Linked DNA regions of Homo sapiens: regions 2 and 3 are each linked to region 1. Evidence: chromatin loops called from intact Hi-C (ENCODE). Cell type or tissue: IMR-90. All regions are shown on one strand.

Region 1 (8,000 bases):
ATAAGGAATAGGAGGCAGGGTCTGGCATTGAAAAAAAGAAGCCTGCAGGAACAGGGCAGGATAAAAGGCCTCCAAATAGTAAGTTTTAGTGGAGACTAGGCACACCTCTGGATGCCAGAAAATTAGAGGAAACAGAGAAACTCTAGATGAAGGAAGAGGGGCCCTTTTATCTAGGGCTCAATAATCTGTAGATTCACCATCTCCATGGGCCTCCTCCCCCTCTACGAGCATGGAAGGCTGTTCTCAGCACTGCATGGCCAGGGGAAGCTCTGGGGGTCTTGTCCAGATGTCCTTACTATGGTTCCACTGGGATAGCTATAGATGATCAAGTATTTACCATCAGTTAGCGGGCTGAGGCATGGGACTGGCTCAGAGGTATATACAGGTAAATGACTAAGAAACTTCTGTTTTGTTTTGTTTTGTTTTGTTTGAGACGGAGTCTCACTCTGTCGCCCAGGCTGGAGTGCAATGGTGCGATCTCAGCTCACTGCAATCTCCGCCTCCTTGGTTCAAGTGATTCTCTGCTTCAGTCTCCTGAGTAGCTGGGATTACAGGCGCCTGCCACTGCACCCGGTTAATTTTTGTATTTTTAGTAGAGATGGGGTTTCACCATGTTGGTCAGGCTGGTCTAGAACTCCCAAACTCAGGTGATCTGCCCGCTCAACCTCCCAAAGTGCTGGGATTACAGGCATGAGCCACCGCGCCTGGCCAGAAACTTCAGTTTATTGGTTGTTTTTTCACTTGAAAAATATATTTAAGTTAAATTAATAAATACTGATTATGGACTTCTGAACAAAGTAGCCAAGAAGAGCATTGCAGCATGCATTAGAAACACACGTGAGTTCATAAACACTTGCTGACACTCCTAGGGAAGTAGCTCCCTTTCTTCAGCAGCTCCAAGTGTGGTTCTGCACCAAGTCACTGAGCACTTCTTCCCAACCTGAGCCAGCTAACGAGGGCCAACATCAAACAATATTCAGTGCAAAGTTTAAGACAGATGGCAAGTATATTCAAAGAATCAAATTTTTGAGATATGCACAGTGAATTCATTCCCTGCCTTTTATTTACTAAGCTATAAAGCTTCTCAATGGCTTTAGTATACTTTATTTGTTTAGCAGAAATAACAGTGGCATCTCAATGACTAAAAGAAGTGGACCAAATGGATCTTCCAATCTTAGGGTTTTTAGCTTCCAGTCTTAGTGACTGAAAAAGATCAACAAACTGTGCCCTCAACCGATTGTTGTTGATTGGACTGTGCAAAGATAAAAATGAAAAACTCTGAATTAGTAGTTGGTTTTATAACAGCGTATCCTGTGGTGTGACCAGACATAGTCCTTTCAACCTACAGAGTAAAGGGAATATTGCCTAGTCTAGCACATCCTCTAATCTTATCACCCAGGCCTACAGATTCTAGAATAAGCCATACTCCACCCCTACCACCACCACCTCTGGCCTAATTACTCAGCTACATCCTCTGGACATGTTCTGTTGGAACTCAGGGGCCTTCTAAAGAACTGCTATAAGACCATCAGGCTTGCCTTCTAAATTCCCCTCTGGGGCTCTATTGAACTGCTGTGTGACAGAGAGGGTACTTCCCCAGCCATAAATAAGTGTTGAGTGCAACCACACTTTCTCATTCTTAATGTTGGAAAACTAGGAGGGCAGTTGCAGTTGTCAGCCTATATGTGGCTGATGACACCTAGAGTCACTAAGAATAAAATTATAAAATTAAATTCATTTTCTATAATTTTTTTTGAAGTGATGTGTTAAAACACCAACAGTCTTACCTTAGGAGAATGTAAACTCCTTAAGGATGCCTTTGCAAGCTTTTTCAACAAGTCATGGTCAACTGCAATGAATCAACACAACCGTCAATATCTATGAAATCTGTCACTTATCAGGTGTAACTAAGTATAAAATTTTCAAAATATCTGTTTTTTAAGTAAATTATGTCAAATTTGGTATATCCCATACAATGTCACTCTCATTTAGTTGCATCCTTAGATGTTTCCTCAAAAGAGAAGAAGGGTATGTCATTACAGCTAGTGGGAGGGCAACCCACCAATCAACAGCTGCCAAATATCTTCCTCTCTTCCTTTAGCCTCTCCAGGAAATCTTCCTCCTCTGAGAAATATGTGTTCAAACACCTTATTTGGGTATTTCCATGATGATATATACTTGTGACAGTGTCATCAATCACGTGCATCTCAAAAGAAAAAAAAAATAAAGTGATCTCAGACATTAAGTCTTCTGTGAATTTTAAAGAGTATCTGAAAAGAGCCGGGTGCAGTGGCTCACACCTGTAATCCCAGCACTCTGGGAGGCCGAGGTGGGCAGATCACCTGAGGTCAGGAGTTCAAGATCAGCCTGACCAACATGGTGAAACCCCATCTCTATTAAAAATACAAAATTAGCCGAGCGTGGTGGCACATGCCTGTAATCCCAGCTGCTTGGGAGGCTGAGGCAGGAGAATTGCTTGAACCCAGGAGGTAGAGGTTGCAGTGAGCCAAGATTGTGCCATTGCACTCCAGCCTGGGCAATAAGAGCGAAAACTCCATCTCAAAAAAAAAAGTATCTGAAAAGAGCGATCTGTCTTCAGCTGAGCTCCTAGAGAATTCTGAACTAATGCAGTATCACAGCAATCATTTCCCTCATGCTTTCATGGCCTGTCCCCTGCAGTGGTCATTTTACTAGATTATAACAATTTATCACATCTATCTCTTTATTAGGATACCAGCCTTGAGTCTATGGCTGTGTCTTTTTATCTTTGTGTTCAGGGTCCAGCACATTGCCTGGCACATAGTAAGAATGTGGCACTACGTGTTGAAACTGAATGAAATGGTTAGATGAATGGATGGACAGAGGGACAGGCGGATAACTCGATGGATGCTATGTAGAATAAATAGAGTGGATTAATGTCACCTAAACTACAAATGCTGCCCCGTTATTGAACTTTAGAAGTTCTGACAATGTTTTGAGAACCAAGGTTATGTTTTGACAAAACTAATTTAGTGTTTCGCAAAGCATAATTTTAGAGCCCAAATGACCACATTTGACAGGATTTTGTTAAGCAGGGCTGCATTTTATTTAGGCCAGGCCCTCAAGACTGACAAGTTATATACTTTTTGTTTGTTTGAAGGTCTTTGCAAAAATGTATGACTGCACCAGCTATGGATTCTTTCTGGTTTCTGCTGCCCTGTAACCTCCAACAGAACAACGCTGCTTCCAGGAGGTGCAGTGTCTTCATGGGTTTCCCAGAATCTTTTCGATGTCATAAGAAGGCAACAGATTTCTAAGGAGCACCTGAATTCCTTGAAAATGGCTTTGAACAATATGAGTTTCTTTTCTTTTCTTTTCTTTTTTTTTTTTTTTTTTTGAGACGGGATCTTACTCTGTCGCCCAGGCTGGAGTGCAGTGGTGCGATCTAGGCTCACTGCAAGCTCTGCCTCTCAGCTTCATGCCATTCTCCTGCCTCAACCTCCCTAGTAGCTGGGACTACAGGCAACCGCCACCACACTCGGCTAATTTTTTGTATTTTCAGTAGAGACGGGGTTTCACCGTGTTAGCCAGGATGGTCTTGATCTCCTGACCTTGTGATCCACCCGCCTCAGCCTCCCAAAGTGCTGGGATTACAGGAGTGAGCCACCGCGCCCGGCCATGAGTTTCTTAATTTAATATTTGTTTCTTTAAGGGATCAGGCTGGCAGCAATGTCATGGAGATATCGATGTGCTTCACTGAGAGGAAAATAGTTGTGCTTCTTTGAGGAAGGGGCTTAATTCATAAGGTAGTTCACTAAACTCAATGCAGATCCTCAAACCATATGACTTTGTAAATTTGTCTAAGGATCAAATCATTTGTTCCAATTTAGTGTTTCTGACTTTCTGAGAATAGTATTTCCAAGAACACCCAGGAGAATGCAAAGTATGAATAATCCCATATCTGTCTCTCCTTTTTTAAATTAAAAAAAAAAAGATAATAAAAGACAAATTAAAATATTTGAATTTTATGATTTAACTTCAGCTTACAGATTGATTCATTTGTGGCAAATTATGACTTGAAACATTTAAGAAAATCAACCCCAACTTTAAAGAAGATGGTGCCAGGAAATGGAAGGCAGAATTTAGCTTACTCTTTGGCTTTAGCATCTTTTTCCTGTGCTATCTTTATAAAGGCTGTAAGTAGCAGCTTAGAAATGCTGGAGAGGTTTTTCATTTTTTCGTTCTTTTTTTAAAAGAAGGATTTGGCCAGAAACTTAGTTATTTGCATATAGTAGGATCTTGACATCTCCTGTGCTTTATCTTGTTCACATTGTAAAATGTTGCATATGAACTCTAGGATTTAAGACACATCAGCAGTTGCTGAACACTGCATTGAAAATGTATTCATTCCAAAGTGAATTATCATTGTTGGTGACGTTCTCTTTTCTAAACCTTAAAAAGCTGAAAAATGGTAATACAAACCACATGCTTGCTTCATTCCACCACCATTCTTGGCAGGACGAGAGCTGCCTGGCAACCTTGCCGTCAGCTGGGCCTGTGGTAATCAGGGCAGTATTGCCCTGTAGTTAAATCTAATGCTTTCTTTCTGAGAACCCATCAGTGGATGTTTTTTCTTCTTATCAGACTTCTTAGTAATGTTTGAAAAGGGCTTCTGTGGATGAGGAGAATATGTCCTCATAGAGCGAGCTGCTGAAATAGTGGGGAAAAAAAAAAAGACAATAAAGTATTCTAATGACTCTGCAGAGAAAAAGCCTGCAAGAACTGCCTGCCTGTTGCTTTGGACTTCGGCCCTACAGAGGCGTGGGACCCAGCCTGACTCAGCTGGCTGGGCTCCATTTCTTTCAGAGGCCTTGGGGAGCCTCATTCCCTATGGAAACTCCAACAGCAAGGATCCAGGGTATGGAGTTCAGGGTCTGAAGACTTAAAACACAAGCATGGCCTTATGTGTTTGGCCCTTGAACATTGACAATATTTTAATTCCAACATACTTAGGAGAAAAATATGTATTTGGAGCAACACCAATGATGAAAACATCCCTTTAAGTAAGCCTAATTATAACTGAGATGACACAAATTTGTTATGATAACTGAGCCTGTAAAAACTGAAACTTCCAGGAAAGAAAGATCACTGGAGCAGCCATAGCCACAGGGACAGTCTCTAATGAGACGCAAAAGTCAATAGGAAATTGGAATTCACCAGGCAGAATTTTACTTTATAGCCAAATTACATAAACAAGGACATTATTCAATTCTTCCTATTCCCTGCTAATTAAACAAAATGATGACATATAAAGTGCCTAGTAGAGTTGCTTCACATGACTGGCACTTAAAACATATATGAGTTTGTTCCTCCCTGGTCAAGCAGATTTGCTTTGAGATCCCTCTTCCAAAGGCCCTCTTAGCCAGCTCTTAAAAACACAGCTCTGTGGGGCCTCTTTCTTCCTTCAAGCACCTTCCATTGCTTCATCCTCTTTCCTGAGACCTATAATCACTAAGAAAAAGAATCTCAAAAGGAGTTGATGAATCCAGCCAGTAGCTCCAGCTACTTAATTTGAGTAAGCCCTAAGAAAGTTAAGATCCTTCTGTGATCCTTAACTTCAGGGTCCTAGAACCCAAGACCTTAGATGAACTTTATTCTAAAACAGAGAATATTATTCCCCAAAAGGAGTAAGTAAATTATTCCTAGTTACATAACCAAAGGACAGCCTCATTCTAATCTTATGATTTAGAGAGCAGTGGCCCTCTATGTAAGTTAGTTAGTTAGTTTTACTTTCCACAATGGTTAGAGGTGCTTTGTGAATGGACAAGAAATTATATACATGCCTGGAACTAACCAGATGCACACATTGGAGGTTGTACCATAATGAAAACATACAAATATTTTTAATTTCCATTATAATGGGTAGAAAAGAATTTGGGCTGTACTTAATGTTCTCATTCCAGCCCTTCCTCTCACAGACCCTGAAATACCTAGAAGTTCAGCTACTTAGCAAACTCGCAGGATGGTCACATTCTCTGTCTTCCCCCACTGCACTTCCCTTCAACTAGCCAGTAGGAAGAGTAAACCCTGTCTCAATACTAGTTGTAATAATTCCCTGTGTTTAAGTTTATAGATTTAACTTTCAGGGACATCATTTGCCACTCAAATAATAAATAAAATTGCTTGTATTTGCATATGTTCAAGAGTTTTATACTTGTTTTCTTGCTTGTCACTTCTGTGAAACATGCTGAGATAAATATAGATATTATTGACTTTATTCTAATGATAAGGGGACTGAGATAGAAGTGTAAAAATGTCTCAAGAAAATACATTTCAAGTAGACTGTCACCAGGTGATGGAAGGCAGCTGGATGATATGTTCCTTTTTAACTGAGATTCCTACGTGGCTATAAATGGGCCAAGGTTAATGCATTTTAAAATCCATATCCCATTATTTCAGTTACAGTGAATTTTGAACAATCTTTAAAGAGCATAAATTTGAATTTATCATAAGTACCTTTCTCAGAAATCTGTATTTATTTATCACAATTTAATCTAACCTTGGTCTTCCATCTAAAGATTTAAGCTGTTTTTTTGTTGTTGTTTTGTTTTTGCTCTTGTTGCCCAAGCTGGAGTGCAATGGCACAATCTCAGCTCACTGCAACCTCCGCCGCCCAGGTTCAAGTGATTCTCCTGCCTCAGTCTCCCAAGTAGCTGTGATTAGCACCACCATGCCTGGCTAATTTTTGTTGTTGTTGTTGTTGTTGTTTTGTTGTTGTATTTTTAGTAGAAACGGGCTTTCACCACGTTAGCCAGGCTGGTCTCATACTCCTGACTTCAGGTGATCCACTCGCCTCAGCCTCCCAAAATTCTGGGATTACAGGCATGAGCCACCACGCCCAGCCTAGGCTGCTTTTTAAATCCACACTGTATCCACTGCCTTGAAGCTAGATTCCTCCTAGGCTTATCTCCAGGTGCACCTCTTTTTATCTGCATGTGGTCTCTTTTCTTTTATTAGCTTTCTAGACACAATTAAATACACAGCTTTAATTTCCTTTCTAGCTCCTGTGCATGAGCTGCAAGGGCTCTGTTCTGTCTTGAACTGTGTCTCCCAAGAAGGATGGAGCACAGATTGATCACTTTCATTTAGGGCATCCCTCTATTCTGAGAGCCCCGCCCCATTACCAACCCTCCCCCATCCAAGAATGTTTTCTTGGCATTGTTCTTTTTGGAATATGAGGGAAAGTTTTCCCTCCTTTTCTTGATTCTTTCCTTGATTAGCAGCTGCAAGTTAGGTATGATGACTTTTAACCACAAAACATCTCAGAAGCCTGTTGCTAGCGGTAACACAACATACAATTTTTAAACAACTCTGTCTGATACAAGCTGTTCCAGCCAAAGAGTTCCTCTGAACTGATTTCTAAAATAGGTGATATTCTTCCAGAACAAAACATTTTATGAGAGATTTTTTTCAATGGTGATTTAAGTCATCGCATGACCCATTTATCCTTAAAAGCTCAACTTCTTTCCTGTGGTGCAGTCAATTAAATAATGATTTCTAGCACAACCATACTGTAAGGGTCTCCTGCTACTTCCAAGAAGCTCAAAGAACTTATGTATTTGATATTGGAAATCATCACAGGATCCTTTTTAGGGGAAAGGCTATAGGTAGGTGTATCTGTATAGTTTTGGAGAGAAGCCAATAGATAGTTAAACATTCTTTTTCATGGATTTTAACTTTGTTAAGACTTGTAAATTTATCTTTCTAGAAGATTATGTGTTTACCTTACATTTTCCCTATGTTAAAATCGCATTTGTCTGAAACTCAGTTACTTCTTCCTTTAGTTCCAAACCATGTAAGTAGTTAATTATTTTCCCAAGCTCCACCTATTTACCTTCTTTATATCTTACTAGGCCCATCTCTTCTGGCCTCCTAGAGCTGAACTATACAATTATGTGACCACATGTAGCTATTTAAATTTAAATTGACCGGGTGAGGTGGCTCACGCCTGTAATCCCAAC
Region 2 (8,000 bases), 150 kb before region 1:
GTCGAGATCTTGCATTTTTCCAGGCCCAGGAGATTGTTAGTTTTAAAAGCCTGTGACACTTTTTAGACAATTCACTCTTACATAAATGCATGCATGCCCATATAGAAGTGTAAACCATTTCTGGTCTCATATTTTTGCAAGGGGCAGAGAAGGAGGAGATGGAGCTGGATAGTAGTGTCTAGGTTAGATATATTAGGAACCATGCAAAACTGGTTAAATATGAGTTTTCTTAACCACAGCAATCTGAAAAAAAAAATAGCTAGCTCATGAACCCAATCCATAGTCAACATTCACTAGCTGTTTAATTTGGCCATGTTTCTCTCAGATGAGACACCTGGGCTGCTGATTACCATTATCCCATTATCTCACCATTATCCTATATTGTGTGTGTTTAATCCCGTCATATTTTGTGGCAGATTGGCAAACTAATATCACAAAATACCAGTAACACAATAACACTTAATGTCTATTGCTCAAATGAGGGGAATATTCAATGCAGGTTGGATCACACTGGCCAAGCTGATGACTTAGATCTGATCCAGATGTCTGAAGTCATTTATAGCCAATTCTCTAGTCTGGCCAATTAGTCTTAACACTGAAGCAATTGACTTACCTGATGACAGTCTGAATCAACAGATAATTTATGACCTGAACTTCTGTAATTATTTTAATAGCCTTTTCATACCCTTTTTATTCTATTTATCGTAATAGGAACATTTAAAATGAGAACCTTCACTAAAGGAAAGAGATGTGAAGTTTTTAAAGAAATATTTTTTTAAAGGAATCAGAGACTTGCCCTTTGAAGAAAGTCTATATTGAAAAATGCCCACATTCTTCCTTTTAGCGCATTAGTTTGGAAATATTTTGGACTCATTTTCACCATTTTGAAGTATTACTATCTCCTAAATTGCAACTTGTTTATTGCCTGTACTAAGAAAACCTTCAAACATCTCGAAGATTAATTTCCTCTTCATTATCTTACTATTACTAGCAATGGGAACTGAAAGAGAAGTCGTTCCTATAATCCTGAATTTTTCCTCACTAATAGGCCAAGGATTCTTGACTTTGAGAGGCCAGTTTGCAGCCAAAATGGTGCCAGCCCGTGGGCACTCTGCGTTCATTCACCCCCTACTACAGGAGGGTCTCTCAGAATCACCAACATTGATGACAGGCAAATGTCATGACCACACAGTGGTGGCCTAAGAAAAAACATGGGATAAGGCAAGTTTTTGTGAAGAAAATGGAATAAATAAGTTGTTTTAGTTCACTTAGCTCACTAAAGAAACTCTGACTCAATATTAAACTGCTATACTTTCAACATACCATTGAGAATACCAAAGAAAATATTGCCTGGGGAGATACATGCTCAAACCTTCTCGTCTGCAGCTGCTATCAATTATTCTGCCCCAATGTGACCAGAAATCTCAGTTTTCAATAGAGAACTATGAGTTGTAAAAGAATCCTTATTGGCCACCCCTACATTCCCCTCCCCACCCCCACCTCTTGATTCTGTTTTGCTTTTCAAACCTTTTGAGTGTCCACGTACTTTGTATCCTAGCCCACTGGGAAGTTAGAAAAGCAAACTTAGTTAGTTTTAGGGCACAGGAGAGGTTTTGTGGCTTTCAGAGATTCTCCGTTGGATTACAAAAGCTCATAAAAGGGTACCTTCACCCTAAATGTTATATAAACAGAGTTCTGACGGTGTGTGTGTGATTTACACTCTTACAGAAGATCTTGAATCTTCCTTTTCTCCATGCCGGAAGATAAGTGAAGGACAAAAAAGCTATTTAGAAGAGTTAACCTGATCATTTTTTAAAAGATGTGTGCAAATCATTGAGGCTGGGATCCCGTTTGTCAACCAGATTGTCAGGAAATAATGTATTACTGACAAGAACAAAGTGTGCAGCTGGATACCCCAAACAACAGCATGCTAAATGAGCCAGAGACTTGTTATAAATATCTTCCCCAGGACTGCATTTCCTATAGCCTAAAATTATTCTAGAAGCAGCATGGTATAATGGAAAAAAGAACAGTCCTAGGCCTCGGGATGTTGGGGTTTTCTTTTAGCTGTTCTAATAACTAGCTTTGTTATCAAGTTATTCCACCTCCTGCTTTTTGTAAAATAAAATAAAATTATGAATGTATATACTCGATGATCTCTGAATTTCCTTCAAGCTCTAAAATTCTATATTGACAACAATGATATCTTACACGGGGAATGTTGCCACTCAAATGCTATACAAATTAATCTATGCTCACACAAAAGATAGGAAAACAGAATTTTTTTAAAAAAGGAAATAAAGGGCAATTGTAAAATAGCCTTTTTTATTTCTGCATGAATTATATAATCAAGAAATTATTCTTTTGGTGCAGTTAGTACAGTAAATTCAAGAAGTGAAAAGAAGTTAATAACAAGAAGAGACAAAGTAATTAGGAATTAAGACTTCACTTTGGCCAGGTGCAGTGGCTCACATCTGTAATCCCAGCACTTTGGGAAGCCGAGGCAGGCAGATCACCTGAGGTCGAGAGTTGGAGACCAGCCTGAACAACATGGAGAAACCCCATCTCTACTAAAAATACAAAAATTAGCTGGGCTTGGTGGCACATGCCTGTAATCCCAGCTACTTGGGAGGCTGAGGCAGGAGAATCACTCGAACCCAGGAAGCAGAGGTTGTGGTGAGCCAAGATCGTGCCATTGTACTCCAGCCTGGGCAATAAGAGCGAAACGCCATCTAAAAAAAAAAAAAAAAAAAAAAGACTTCACTTTACAAAACAGATTCTTAAAAATGAAATGGTAATAAACTAAATCTCTCTTCTTTAAATCTCCCAGCCTTTTGCTTTCGTTATATTCCCCCTTGTTTTACAGGTTTCTGCGTCGCTGTCTTCTCTTTTAGAACATAGGCTGCTGAATGGCAGAGGACCTACTTTATTCATGTTCAGACCTTCACAGTGCTTTGCCCAGAAAGGCATTCAATAAATATGTATTAAATTAAATTATATTTTTAATATATTGGATGAATGTGGTAAATGCTTAGCTGAAGTAATCAATCCAACACAATTTAGCTTTTTGTAAATTCGAATTTAAGATAAATCCCTAAATTCCCTTCCCTTATAAATGACATGGAGGATTATGGTTTCATGTAGAATCTGTGAAAAATCTAACCAATAAGAGAAGAGTGTTCTTATCTTGAAAGAAAGAAAACTATCAAATTGTAAGTATTAGTTTTATTCTGATCTATTAGAATTTCTCTGTCACTCATTCATTTATTTATTCATTCATCATATATTTAATGGGTATCAGATATGCCAAACCTTTGTTTATACCACTATAAATAAGATATAGTTCCTTCTCTCAAGAGTAGAGTGTTTTTATGGTCTACAGAGAAAAAGCATCAATTACAGTACAGTGGAATAATTGTGGTGATACTAATATGCATACAATACATCGTAGCATGTAAGAAGGACACCTGAATGAATGTTGAGGATCATTGGAAGCTTCTCAGAAAAGGAGCTGGCTAAGCTGAATAGCACAGGCCAAATTTAGGTCAGTCAGGGCAAGGGCCTAAAACCTGTAGGAAAAGCCAGTGGAATTTTACATTTATTTAAGAAACTTTATATATCACTTATAATATGCCAGGCATTCTTCTACTTAAAAATAGTAACTCCTCGAATACAACAATCATAAGAGGGAACGATTACTATTCCCATTTTACAGATTAGGAACCCAAGGCACAGAGAGGATAAGTAACTTCAAAGATCAAATAGCTAACAGGTGACAGTACTGGAATTTGAACCCAGGCATTCTCAGGTAAGAGTTTATGCTCTTAGCATTCCTGATTACATGCTGCTGCTCTAAGGCCAGCTAGAGAGCCTGGCTCCTCTCCCCTCACCTCTTCCCCATTTATTCCCTATCTCAGCATTCTACGTGTTTGATTTTGCAACACTTTGCTTATCTGTGTCCTTGCATGCTATCTCATGCTGTCTGTCTTCCTTATTACATTCCAAGCATTGCACGAGCAAGGACTCTGAGAACTCATTGAGGAGTTTTAAGCAGGAGAGTCAGGCAGTCATATTTGTACTCTAGAAAGAGCACTCTGAAGTAGAGGAAAAGGACGTCATTTTCAGGATAATATCTATGATTTATCTGATGTTAAACTGGAGGTTTCAGCCCCAGCACATGCCAGAGTGTGTGGATAGACCAAGAAGCAAAAATGTTTCAAAGTGAGTGACCGAGGCCTTTTAGATGACACTTAGATGCCTCAACCACATCAAAGGTATAAAAGGGCCTATCATTGGAGATTAGAAGATAATTTTTGGAAGGGAGAGGATTTATTTTAAGAGGGCTTTGCTCTGAGTCACAACCACCCTATCTCTGCTCCAAGGGAGTGGGAGACACCCCTAACCTCCAGCCCATAAACTCAAGGAAGAATTTTCTGGAGAGAGCAATAGCAGGTGCTGGCCCCTCAGCTCATGTCTGTGAATAACAACTTCAATAGGACTACTCCAAGAACTTAATGTTTGTCCTCTGCAGTTTAGGTTTGTGTCTGAGTACCACCTGAAAACCTAGAAGGCATGAGATAAACTGATTAACTTTTCTGACAGAATGCAAAGAAAAGGGGCTGTGCTGAGAAGGGGTAGCAGGTTTGGAGTCCCTGGAATCCAGAATTTGTGAGTGTAGAGCAAGGATCTGGATGAGGCTGTGCATGAGATGCGCACACAGAGCTGAGCCAGCCAAGGCTGCCCTAGGTCCTTCTAAGAGGAGTGCCCAGGGAATCACTCACACCTTGACAGAAGCCGAAGGTTTTGCTGGTTGCAGAGGGACTAAGGGATCAGCCTAAGCAGGAAAGTGCACTGATCTGGCGGCAGACCGGAGGAGGCAGTCTTCTGAGAATCCATGAAAGCACCCATGGTAGAATGAGCCTGCTTCACCTACCTGCCAAGTCCAGAGAGAGAGTGATGCCAATCACCAGGTGAGTGTCAGGCAAGTGAGAACTTCCCCGCCACCCTTACAGATTCAAATGTGACAATGTCTTGAGACTTAAAGTCTCAAGACTTTATGATCTGAATGTGACCAGAGAATTTCATGGAGGCTGCCAATCGTTATAAAGGGAAGAATCCCAGCTGAATCCATTTAAAGGGACAGTGAGGGACAAAAATAAAGATGCTCTATGATTACATTAGTTAATCATACTAGACATACACCCAAGGTATCCTGCCCCAACCCTGTGAAAAGCCAAAGCCACGACCTATAAGAGCTTCAGAAGCTCCAGTCACCCCTCAAATTGCCCAGGAAATCCCAGGTGCCACTCTAAGGTAATTCGTAAAGCATTTTAAGTCTGCAGGTTTCCTGCAGCAAATTGCCCCATTCAACCCGTGGCCTTGAAGCCTCAGTGTTCTCTCCTAGTCTCAGCCTGAGGGCCTGACACAGCCACCTTCTCCAAGAGGTTACTAATGAGGGCTGAGGACACTCATGCCACTCTCTGGCTCATGCACAAGGAATAAGATTTAAGCCACACAGTGCTGGGCCTGCAAACCCACGCCAGGCCTGCCTGCATCTTCAGCCTCACCTCTTGCCACGTTTTTTCCAACTTTGTTCCCGCAATACAGCTACTAATATTACTCACAGTTGCTTCAACAGTGGAGAATTTTAGCTCCTTTACACTTGAAACTCCTGTACCCTTGGCCATTTGCATTGCTGTTCCTACATCTAGAACCCTCCCTCTCTGCTCCAACTTGCCTTTTATCTGGAAGTGAGTGTGCAATTATGAGCATAACTCCTGCAAAACAGGCTGGCTCCAAATCAGACTATTAAGTATTTTTCTGACCTTGGGTAAGCGACTTAGTCTTTGTAACCTCAACTTCCTTATCTGTACAATGAGGATAGTAATATTATCCATTAGGTTTTGGTGAGGATTCAATGACATGAACAAAAAATATTTAGCCTATGGCCTGGCGTGTTTAAGTACTCAACAAACATTTCTTGAACAAATTAAATAAGTGAGCAAGTGGGCCCTGGTCTATCCGGTTTCCTCATATTGGAAAGCTATTCCCGCTACCATCTGCCTGGAAAATTCCTGCTGACCTGCAAAATCTGGACCAAGTGACTAGGTTCATTACTGAAAATGCATAAACTCATTATATTGACATCTTGATTTCCAAGATGCATTAAGTGAGAAAACTGCAAATTGGCACCTTCGTGAAAGAAAATTATCACATTAACTTCTGTGTAGAAAGAAGGGGAAATAACATGTAATAAGTATGTGTGTGCATTTCTGCTAAGTGGAAACATTGAAAGAATAAACCAGAAATTGCTAATAGCGATGTCTGAATTCATCCTTCATAAAGGATAAGGTCCTCTTTAACCATGCATATAAGTGATATAGAGGTTTATACACTGGAATCATTTATTGTTTAAGACTGTAATTCAATGTGAACCAAACCACTAGGTGACTCAGTTAAATTTATTTAAAAATCCACTTTACAAGAAAGAGAGGAGGAGAAAGCCAGGGAAAACAGAATTTGCTTTGTGCCAAGCACCAAGTTAAACACTTCATATCCATGAATTATTGTGATCTTCACAGTCCTGCAAGGCAGTTACCATTTTGCAAATGAAAAAACTGGAGGTCAAGGGCCAAGCAGTTAGTAAGTGAAGAAGTGGAATTCAAACTCCCCTAGGAGTTGCAAGCCCTTCATTCTTTCAGTCACACAGTGTGGCCTCTGTATATTGCCAAGTTTGGTACTTGACACAGAACGGATATGCCCGACTTCTACTTCATCATTACATTTATTGATAAAAACATTCAACAGTTCCAGCCCAGTACTAAGTCTTGTTGCAAACCAATAGAGACCCCCTGACACTGGACACAAATTGTCTTATGGTGGTTCTTGGTTATAGGTCTTCAGCCAGTTATTAATTCACATAAACTCACCATATTTTATTTCCATGTATTTCTATATGTATAACCCAATACTCCATTAAATTCTGCACTGAAGACTATAAAAATGCAACTAATTTACTTTGGCATGAATTGTTTTAATAAGTCAATGCTGATTTCTAATTATCACCACTTTCTATGTTCAATACTCACAGTCATGAAAACAAGCTGATAAGCTCAATACAATTTTCTAGAAAGTTTTTAAAAAATTGTATTAAGATCACTAGCTTCTTTTTTTTCTGCAGTCTACTTAAAAAAAACTGGAGCAATATTAACTTATATCTATTTTTCTAGGGTAAGGGGGAGACATTCCCCATTTTCCATAGCTTTCCATATTTTGGAGAACGAAACAGATTTTGCAAACCAAATATACAAAATTCCTATGTTATAAAAATGAAATTTTCTGTTTAGATACTTAACATGAGTTAAAGAAAGTGAATGTTTTCCTACCATAACATTACCAATCTTGGGCTTCAATTCCATCATACTGGTGATGTGAAGATCCTGGATAGAGAAGATTTATAAATACAGTCAATAATTATACATTCTCTGTGATATATTTTTAAGGTAACACTATCTGTGCCAGGACCAGGTCTCCATTACTGTACTTTCTCTGAATATTGCTTTTAAAATCATTTTTGTGTTAATCAGTATTTTTCACAAGACTCAGATCATTTCTAGCTTTATACTTGTTAAGAGCTTTGAGGTATTTTTGTTGTCATTTTTATTGGTCTGTGATAATGTGTCCTTCCTCCCGTCTTATTTATACACCCTTTTGAACTCTGGCATCAAGGATAAGTGAAGTCATACAAGTGAAAATATTTCTGGAAGCCAATGTTATTAGAGCCTTAAATTTAAGTGACATGGTCCGATCGGTAGAAGAACTTAGGGTTTGAAAATATTATAAAACATCGTAACATTAGCACATCCTTCTCTGCTTCCCTTCCTCCTGTTTTTCATTCCCTGTAATTCATGAATGATGACATTAAGAATTAATCTTCTAAACAGAGCCTATTAACCGAAATATTACAGTTGGAAGAGGGTATCTCTGTTTCTATAACCTAG
Region 3 (8,000 bases), 380 kb before region 1:
GGACATCTAAATTGTTTAGATAACTGTGGTGACATAGACCAGAGAAGGTTTCAAAGGAAATCACTGTTTGTTCGTGAAGTGCAAATCCCTTTCCAGGAAATTAGTATCATGAAAATTATTACCAAAAAATCATAAATATATGCAGGGTTTTGTTTTGAATATATCTCTCATTAAAAAAAACAAATTATTTTTTCAGATGGAGTTGCTTGGATACAAGGAGAATCTTACAGAATACAAATGAACTTGAAGGCATTAGTAATATTTTCAAAATAATAGAGAAATGACACAAAGAGTGAAAGAGGTGAAATCTGTCTTTGATGGGAATAATATCTAAAAGGAGTATTGTACATATCTGCTGGCAGCTTTAAAAAAATTAATGATTACTGAAATTCAGAAATGTCAACAGTATGAAATGAGCAAAATTACTTCCCTAACAAGATTTTATAAGGTGAGCAATTGTTTTGAACATTTTCTAACCTTAACTTTTCTATTTATCTTAAGAATTTAAAAAACAAACAAAAAAAAACCCTAGTGTTTAAATATGAAAAGGAGACTTGTGGCAAATTCAGAATATAATAATTGACCATTAAAATAGAAATGCCTTCTCTAACCAGAAAAATGAATAAGGAAATTATAACTTACATTCTCTATGGATGTCTTTACAGAGATAAAGTAGTGGGATATTTCCTTGAAATAATGTTCATCATCAATGCTGAAGTTTACAGAGGACAAAAATATGAAATCATGTGTTCATAGACAGCCCCAGGACACACACAGTGGATGCATTGTGTTCTCCTGGGTTGCATAACTACTTTGAAAGAAGTTTTCTTTTCTGTGTCATAAAAGAAGACTTTTTGGCTCTGCCAGGATACTCTACCATTTGGCCCCATAGACTTCAAGCATGCCTGAAGATACGTGCCAATGGCTTGTTGGTTTTTGAAGATCATTCTGATCTCTGCTGAGTTACCCAACTGGACTCAGAAGGGTCTGACCCACGTGCCACATTCCAGCTGTTTGCTTGTTTGTTTTTAATCTCAACCTAGTTTAATGGGAAGAAGGTGAGTCACCTTGTGTGTATGTCAGCTGATATTTATGTCATGGAAACTTAAAGGGGATAGACTTGAAATTGAAAAGATAAGATTGTGATTGAATGGGCCTTGTATAAACTATGTTTTGTTTTTGTTCTCTTGCTTACTTACCTTGTAAACAGATTCCTTGAGTCTTAAACCAAGGATCTTAATCTTTGGTATTTACAGAGCCTTTCTTCCATGAAGCAGAGTTATTTAGGATGCTGCCAGCAAATGAGCTCTCAACTGGATCTGTCGTCATCATCATAGAACTTACTATGGTCTGGTAGTATTCAAAGTGCTTACTTAAATTAATTTCTGGAAACAACCTCACACATTTGACTCTATGTATTTTTCCACCTCATGATGAGGAAACAGACACAAAAAGGCCAAATGATTTTTTCAAGGACATTCAGCTAGGAAAGGGCAAAGACAGGCACAGATGAAGAAATAATCACAGGCACAAACGAGGTATCTGTTAATAGAGATCCTAGGAATCTGTGACTGTCAATATGAATTACAAATATGAAAATTATTTGTTGAATCAACAAAGTGGAAATAAAACTATTTTTTCTTAGCTGATTTGGTAATGACTAACAGTCAACATACCTATTAAGTGGTTTTGGTTGAAATAATTTAATTTGTTGTCAATACTAGTTCCCCCCTTTAAATTTAATGATACAGTTCCAATATCTAGATGAACAAATAAAGATAGGAGAAAGAATTCTATATTTTAGTCATTTCTGCTTATGGCCTCAATTTCAGATTCCAGAAATCCATAGCTAAGTAGTTATAAAGCAATTACAGTTGTTAGAGTAGCCCAGGATGGCTGGACAAAGTTGAATATTTCATGACTAAAAACAACAACAGCCAGGCACAGTGGTTCACACCTATAATCATAGCACTTTGGGTGGCTGGCTTAAGCCTGGAGTTCGAGACCAGCCTGGCAGTAAACTGAGACCTTGTCTCTATAAAAGATACAAAAATTAGTTGGTGTGGTGGTGTCTGCTTGTAGTCCCAGCTACTTTGGAGGCTGAGATGGGAGAATCACCTGAGCCCAGGAGGTTGAGGTTGCAGTGAGCTGAAATCGTGCCACTGCATTCCGTCGCTGCACTCCAGCAGCCTGGGTGACAGAGCGAGACCCTATCTCAAAACAAAACAAAGCAACCAAATCAATTCTCACTAAAAATAAACATACCTAAGACATCATCGTATATTTTAAATTCTTTCTAATTAAAGCAATGTTACTAAATATATTTTAAAGAGGCTTGTTATAAATGAAATACTTACAAGGTCATTGTACTGAATTCAAAATTTTTGTTATATGGAAGTTGTAGAACTTTGGGATTATGAAATACTAACACAAGTAAAAAATATAAAGTCCAATCTTTGAAAAGAAGATACTTTGTCTTAGTCAGTTTGGGCTGCTACAACAAAATACCATGGATGTGGTGGCTTCAACAACAGACATTTATTTTCTCACAGTTCTGGAGGCTGGGAAGTCTAAGATCAAGGTACTGGCCGATATGGTTCTTGGTGAGGGCATTCTTCCTACCTGATAGATAGTTACCTTTTTGCTGTGTGCTCATATGATCTTTCCTCAGTACCTGAGCATGGAGAGAGAGAAAGCTCCTGTGTTTCTTCATTTCCTTTGAAAGACATTAATCCCATCACGTAGTCCCCAACCTCATGATCTCATCTAAGCCTAACTACCTCCCAAAGGCCCCACCTCCAAATACCATCAAGATGGGGATTAGGACTTCAACATATGAATTTGGGAGTAACACAGTCAGTCCATAGACACTTCTAGGAAATCTTTTCCATGTAGTCCAGATGCATCTAGCATGCAAACCACAACAGGCTACAGAAGTGACTTGAGGGCAAGAAGAAAGATCCTTCTTTCAGACCCTAAACTCATCTTTCATGGGCCCAGGAAGGAGCCCCCAGCATGGAGGATACCCAAAGACTGAACAATAATATGAGGCTTGAGGCTCACAAATAAACCTCATTAAGAGAGAACTGGGAAAAATCAGAGTCAGAGAAAGAAGGAAAAAAGGTATGGCGGTGGGTAATGGGATTTGAGGTAGGAAAGGAAATGGGAAGGAGCAGAGCACTAGGAGGGAAGGGGAGGCGAAGGGGGAAGGTCAAAGGAAGAGAGAGGGAAGAAGATGACAAGAGCGAGCATAGTTTCACTTTCTCAGCATTAAAATCCTGAAATGGACACTCTAAAAATAAAAACTACAGGAGGTGGGGATTTTACCTGTAAATAATTTAAAAATCACTGAGCTTCCTGCCATGATAGCGCAGGCTATAGATTCCAACAATCTGAAGTGATTTTAAACGTCCCTCTCTAGAGAATAAGTAATAACATCCATCTCCCCCATAGAACAAAATTCCCTTTCTTGATGGAACTGAATGGGGTCAGTGGCATTTTTTTCTTGGAATCTTCACCAGCCCAAACTATAGACATAAGCCAACTTTCACAGAGGCTAGAGATTGTTAAGCTGTGGCTTGTCACCTATAACCCATTTTTATAAAATGTGAATGAAGGCTACTATATTGTTAGTGGCCACCTGTGGACATAAAGAATTTATAAGAGAAAAGTCAATAATGTCTTACCATGTAAGCACATCTGAAATACTGATATGATTTCAGCATTAAGTAAACACTAAAGCAAATTTGGTGACTAGTTGTATGTGTGATACACATATACATATGCATGTATGTATACCATTTAAAAAGAAACACCAAAAAAGTTTAAAATACACTGATTTTATGACAGCTGAAGAGCTAATTGTTGCTTTCCACTATTAAAACTTGGTAAATACCAATAGGAGAGGAATTGCTCAGCTTTAGGAAGGGGTAATTAGGTTTAATGGAACCAGTTGAGAAGAGGAACATTAAGCCTGTTGGGAAAAATTTCCTCCCAATGAAAACTATTAGATAATGGAATCACTTTCCAAGAGAAATGCCTGAAATCCTATCACTGAGGATATTTAGGATTCAGCTGGACATTACAAGACATTCCATGTCTCAGACTTTATGCCCTTTTATGTCCAAAATATGTTAGTATTTTATTTGATGAAATATATTCCAATCCTTTCTTCAGGACTACATATATAAAGAGACTGTATATGTGTATAAATATGCATATATAGTATAAATACATACATATATGTACTATATTTAGACTGTATATGTACAGTCCAAATATACACATAAATACACATATACATATACATACGTACTAAATATACATATACATATGTACTATACATATGTAGTCTAAATATAGTACATATGTGTATATGTGTATGTAGAGAGAGATAGGTAGATAGGCAGGTAGGTAGATTAATTGATAAATAGATAAATAGATATAAGGGAGAGAAACAGAAAAAGAATCTTAAGATTCAAGGTTCTTTTCTGTTTGTTTTTAAACTTGCAGGTTACAAATGAAAACACTAAAAACTGTGATTGATGAACAATAAAGAAATATACTCAGATAACAAGCACCTCCCTTTTTCTTGTTATACTAATTTCACCCTCAAGAGTCAGAAGCAACCAGGTTTGCATTTATTTTCAGTTAGTACTGGTTGCTTCTGAGAATAAGCCCAACTATTAATCTGAAATTCCAATAAAAGCACCAAAAAAAAAAAACCTCAGATGACAAAAATTAAAAATGTTCAGACTCTTAGTGAGAATTTAAGGTTCAATGACTTATCTAACTTTTTCTTGTAAAAAGAACAATCACTTTCAGAAAACCTATGCCCGCATGGAATGATGCATCCACTTCCTCCTAAACATAGATCACATTATCAGTGTTGCCAAATATATCAACAACAGCCTGACTGTTGAACACCATGTTTATCTAATGGACCATAACAGACAGCGAGAACAAGCACAGTTGGAGACAGCAATCTCTAAAAGTATTTCCAAACCAGCATCATTCTTTATTTTTTTTCTTTCCTTTTTCAATTAAGGGAAAGGGAGTTATTAAGCAAGACATACAAAAGCACTGTTAGGATAGCTCCACTGAAACCATTTCTTTCTGCTAAAATGTAAAATAATTCTGGAGGGTCACATTTTTATGTATTCACATGAGAACTAGGACAGAGAAGAAGGAGGGCCGTGGAGTCAAGTTTACACTGGACACCTAATCAAATCTGTTGTGAATTGCATAGAGAAAATTCCTAAGGACTCCAGAGATAAATTCTCAACTTTTCCCCTGTGCAGAGTGAAACAGTTCAAAGCTGAGGATCAGGATGGGACTGAGAGGGATTTTATTTAAATACTTGTGAGAAAAATAATGCAATTATTCAAAATGTTTAACATGATTTAATTTCAGGAATGAGACAAATTTGTTATAAAATGTTGAGAAAATACGGGTAAGTCAAAAGGAGAAAATAAACCACATATAATCCAATAATGCAGAGATAAGTGCTATTAAAATTTTGGTTTATATTTTCCCAATCTGATATGTCCTGAAACAGGTATTTTAAAAACAAAATAGAATATTTTGTATAATTTTGTGTAGTAATATTTTTCAATACATATCATATTCTGCACATTTTTCATAACAATATTTTTCTATAACACCGTTTAAATTGCTATTTGATACTCTGTTACATCAAGGCCCTCTATTTATTTTTCCAGCCCCATAGTGTTGTTACCAAACCTTTGCTATTATTAATAGTTCTGTGATATGTACTCTTACATTGTACTTTTATATGTGACCATAAATATTTCCTTAGAATAACTTACTTGAAGTGTGTCATAAAATGAACAAAACTCCAAGACTTTGTAACAGAGTGAAAATGCCCTTTATAATGTTTGTAATAATTTTCCTCTCTGCCCACAACAATGTTTATTGTGGTTTTGACAGAGTACCTTTTGTGTATTTGTTTTTGTTTACTTGAACCTATCAATCTTCTTTTATGGTTGCCTTCATAAGTTAACATTAAGAAAATTGTCACTATCTAAGATTAAATAAGTAATATATAAATAAGCTATATAAATCAAAAAAATTAAAAGATGAACATTTATTTTCTTCAAGTGGCTTTATACATCTTTTTAAAATATATAATATTTGCATCGTTATTTATTTATAATTTATGTTGATAAATAGTATAAAACAAAATAAGTTGTTACCGAACTTTCTCAATACATTTGTTAAATAAGCCATCTTGATTTGCTGATTTGATTTTATAGCACCGATTTGATGTGCTACCTCATGAAATTATTATATGCACACTATTCTTTATTTAGTTGAATCTGTAAAATTATTATAACCACTTCTTTCATGTGTCTCTAAAGAACCCAGGAGTCGCAATTATTTTACCTGTGCAGGAAGCAGTTAAAATTGATCAGCTTTTCATCATCTATGTCTATGTATTCTCAATTATTAAAAAAAAACTTTAAATATTAATCTTCCCTCAAAAATCTTAATCCATGAATAAGAAGAGTGTAGAAATCAGTAAATCATATCAAAAGGGTTTATGCAGCAACCACACTAGGGTGAGGAACCAAATTGCAAGAGAAAAATGTACTCTCATTTAAAGGACCAATAGGGTTTCCATTCTTCTTTTTTTGCTTCCTGTTCTTTCGTTACATTTCATTAAAAGCAGAGATTCTCAAAGAGGGGTCCCCAGACCAACAGCATCACATGGGAACTTGTTCGACAAAAATCATCCCAGACCTACTGAATCAACAATGGGGCCCAGAAGCTATGCTTTCACAAGTTTTCTATGTGATATTGATGCACACAAAAGCTTGATTTAAAAGAACTTTTTCAAGAAAGAATCTGAATAGAACCCACAGAAAATATTATGGTATCTGTGACATGATGGTACAACAAGCCTTTACTGAGAGATTTAATATAGACCTTTCTCCATTTGTCCTTTCCCTATTTATTATGTATGCATTCATTTATTAAACATTTTTTATATACCTCGATAAGGGCTGGAAGCTGAGTATGGACACTGAATAAAACAGATCACTTGCCCTCAAAATATTAGCAATTTATATATGGTTTTGTTCTACCTTGAAGGGAAAAGAAAACAAAAACTTATAACAGAAAAGAAAACTAGACTATTAGTTCTTTCATTTGTCAAGTTTTTTTTTTAAATACACATGGCTAGTTAAAATAAAGCCAAGTATTCTGCTTCTTAGAATATAAGCTTTTTTGTTGAAAAAACTTATGATAACATTCAAGATGAGAGCCTACAAAAATAGTACTAAAATGATCTTTAATTAAATTGCATATTACAGGGAGCGAGGTACGGAGTCATTATACTGAAACAATCAATCCAGAAAAAGCCCAAGGAAGGTGAAACTTTTGGAAAGAGTAGATAATTGACAATTTAAAGTTATAGTAATGACAGTGACAGATAACTGAGGCGTCATTGAAAAGGATCTCTCTGGAAGTGAAGAAGGACCACATGATGTATAAAAGATTGAGAAACAGCGACAATTTAGATTTGGGGAGTAGACGTAAGAAATGGAAGGAGAGAACAGGATGATTCTGAGTATTAGAAACTCAAGAAAAAGGCATAACCACAACCTTTTTTAAAGATGAGGACCAGGACTAACTAACTGACACGTTTGCTTTGTGCTAATTATGTTAAATCATTAGTTTCTCTCCTCTAAGCCTGTGCCTCTTTCCACAGTGAGCAAAGCAATCATTTGTCCTAACATCAAATCTCTTCCTCTTTAGGCTCAGCTCAGGACATACTTTCCCTGACAAACCCCTTCCCCATGCTGACTACACAATTCTTCACCTGGTGTCTTATTCAAACTCTTACGATAATTACAGGAGACCCAGTGCAATTTTAATAGCCCGATCCAGATTTATGAATGACATAGTGAGATAAATCAACTCAGCTTGCCCCAAAGGGTAGGTAGTAATGCAGAATGATACAGAAAAAAAAAAAAAAA

The links. A loop is a pair of places that touch in the nucleus more often than their neighbours do. Peaks named below come from ENCODE experiments on the same cell type or tissue, not always from the same donor. Only the 100,000 strongest peaks of a DNase experiment are listed, where the experiment ranks them.
Region 2: it touches region 1 in a loop (3-fold over the local background); 3 of 110 quality-filtered maps call a loop at or near these places.
Region 3: a loop joins it to region 1, with 4 times the contacts of the local background. A loop is called at or near these places in 6 of 110 quality-filtered maps.

What each region holds. Positions count from the first base shown.
Region 1 is chr6:139,594,692-139,602,691 of GRCh38, reverse strand. No RefSeq gene overlaps it. Among named protein-coding and RNA genes, the nearest start is that of LINC01625, 120 kb to the right of the region's middle. In IMR-90, no CTCF peak of the experiment used is centred here; DNase peaks (open chromatin) are centred at 4,441, 4,791 and 7,321; H3K27ac peaks cover 2,882 bases.
Region 2 is chr6:139,744,825-139,752,824 of GRCh38, reverse strand. No RefSeq gene overlaps it. Among named protein-coding and RNA genes, the nearest start is that of FILNC1, 22 kb to the left of the region's middle. In IMR-90, no CTCF peak of the experiment used is centred here; a DNase peak (open chromatin) is centred at 3,994; H3K27ac peaks cover 976 bases.
Region 3 is chr6:139,971,070-139,979,069 of GRCh38, reverse strand. It overlaps LINC02941 (long intergenic non-protein coding RNA 2941), which reads right to left and starts at 2,751. Exons shown (of 2, transcript NR_121623.1): 1 at 2,638-2,751. LOC103352541 (a long non-coding RNA gene) reads left to right here. Exons shown (of 3, transcript NR_121624.1): 2 at 197-448; 3 at 666-720. In IMR-90, no CTCF peak of the experiment used is centred here; DNase peaks (open chromatin) are centred at 1,019 and 4,899; H3K27ac peaks cover 1,957 bases.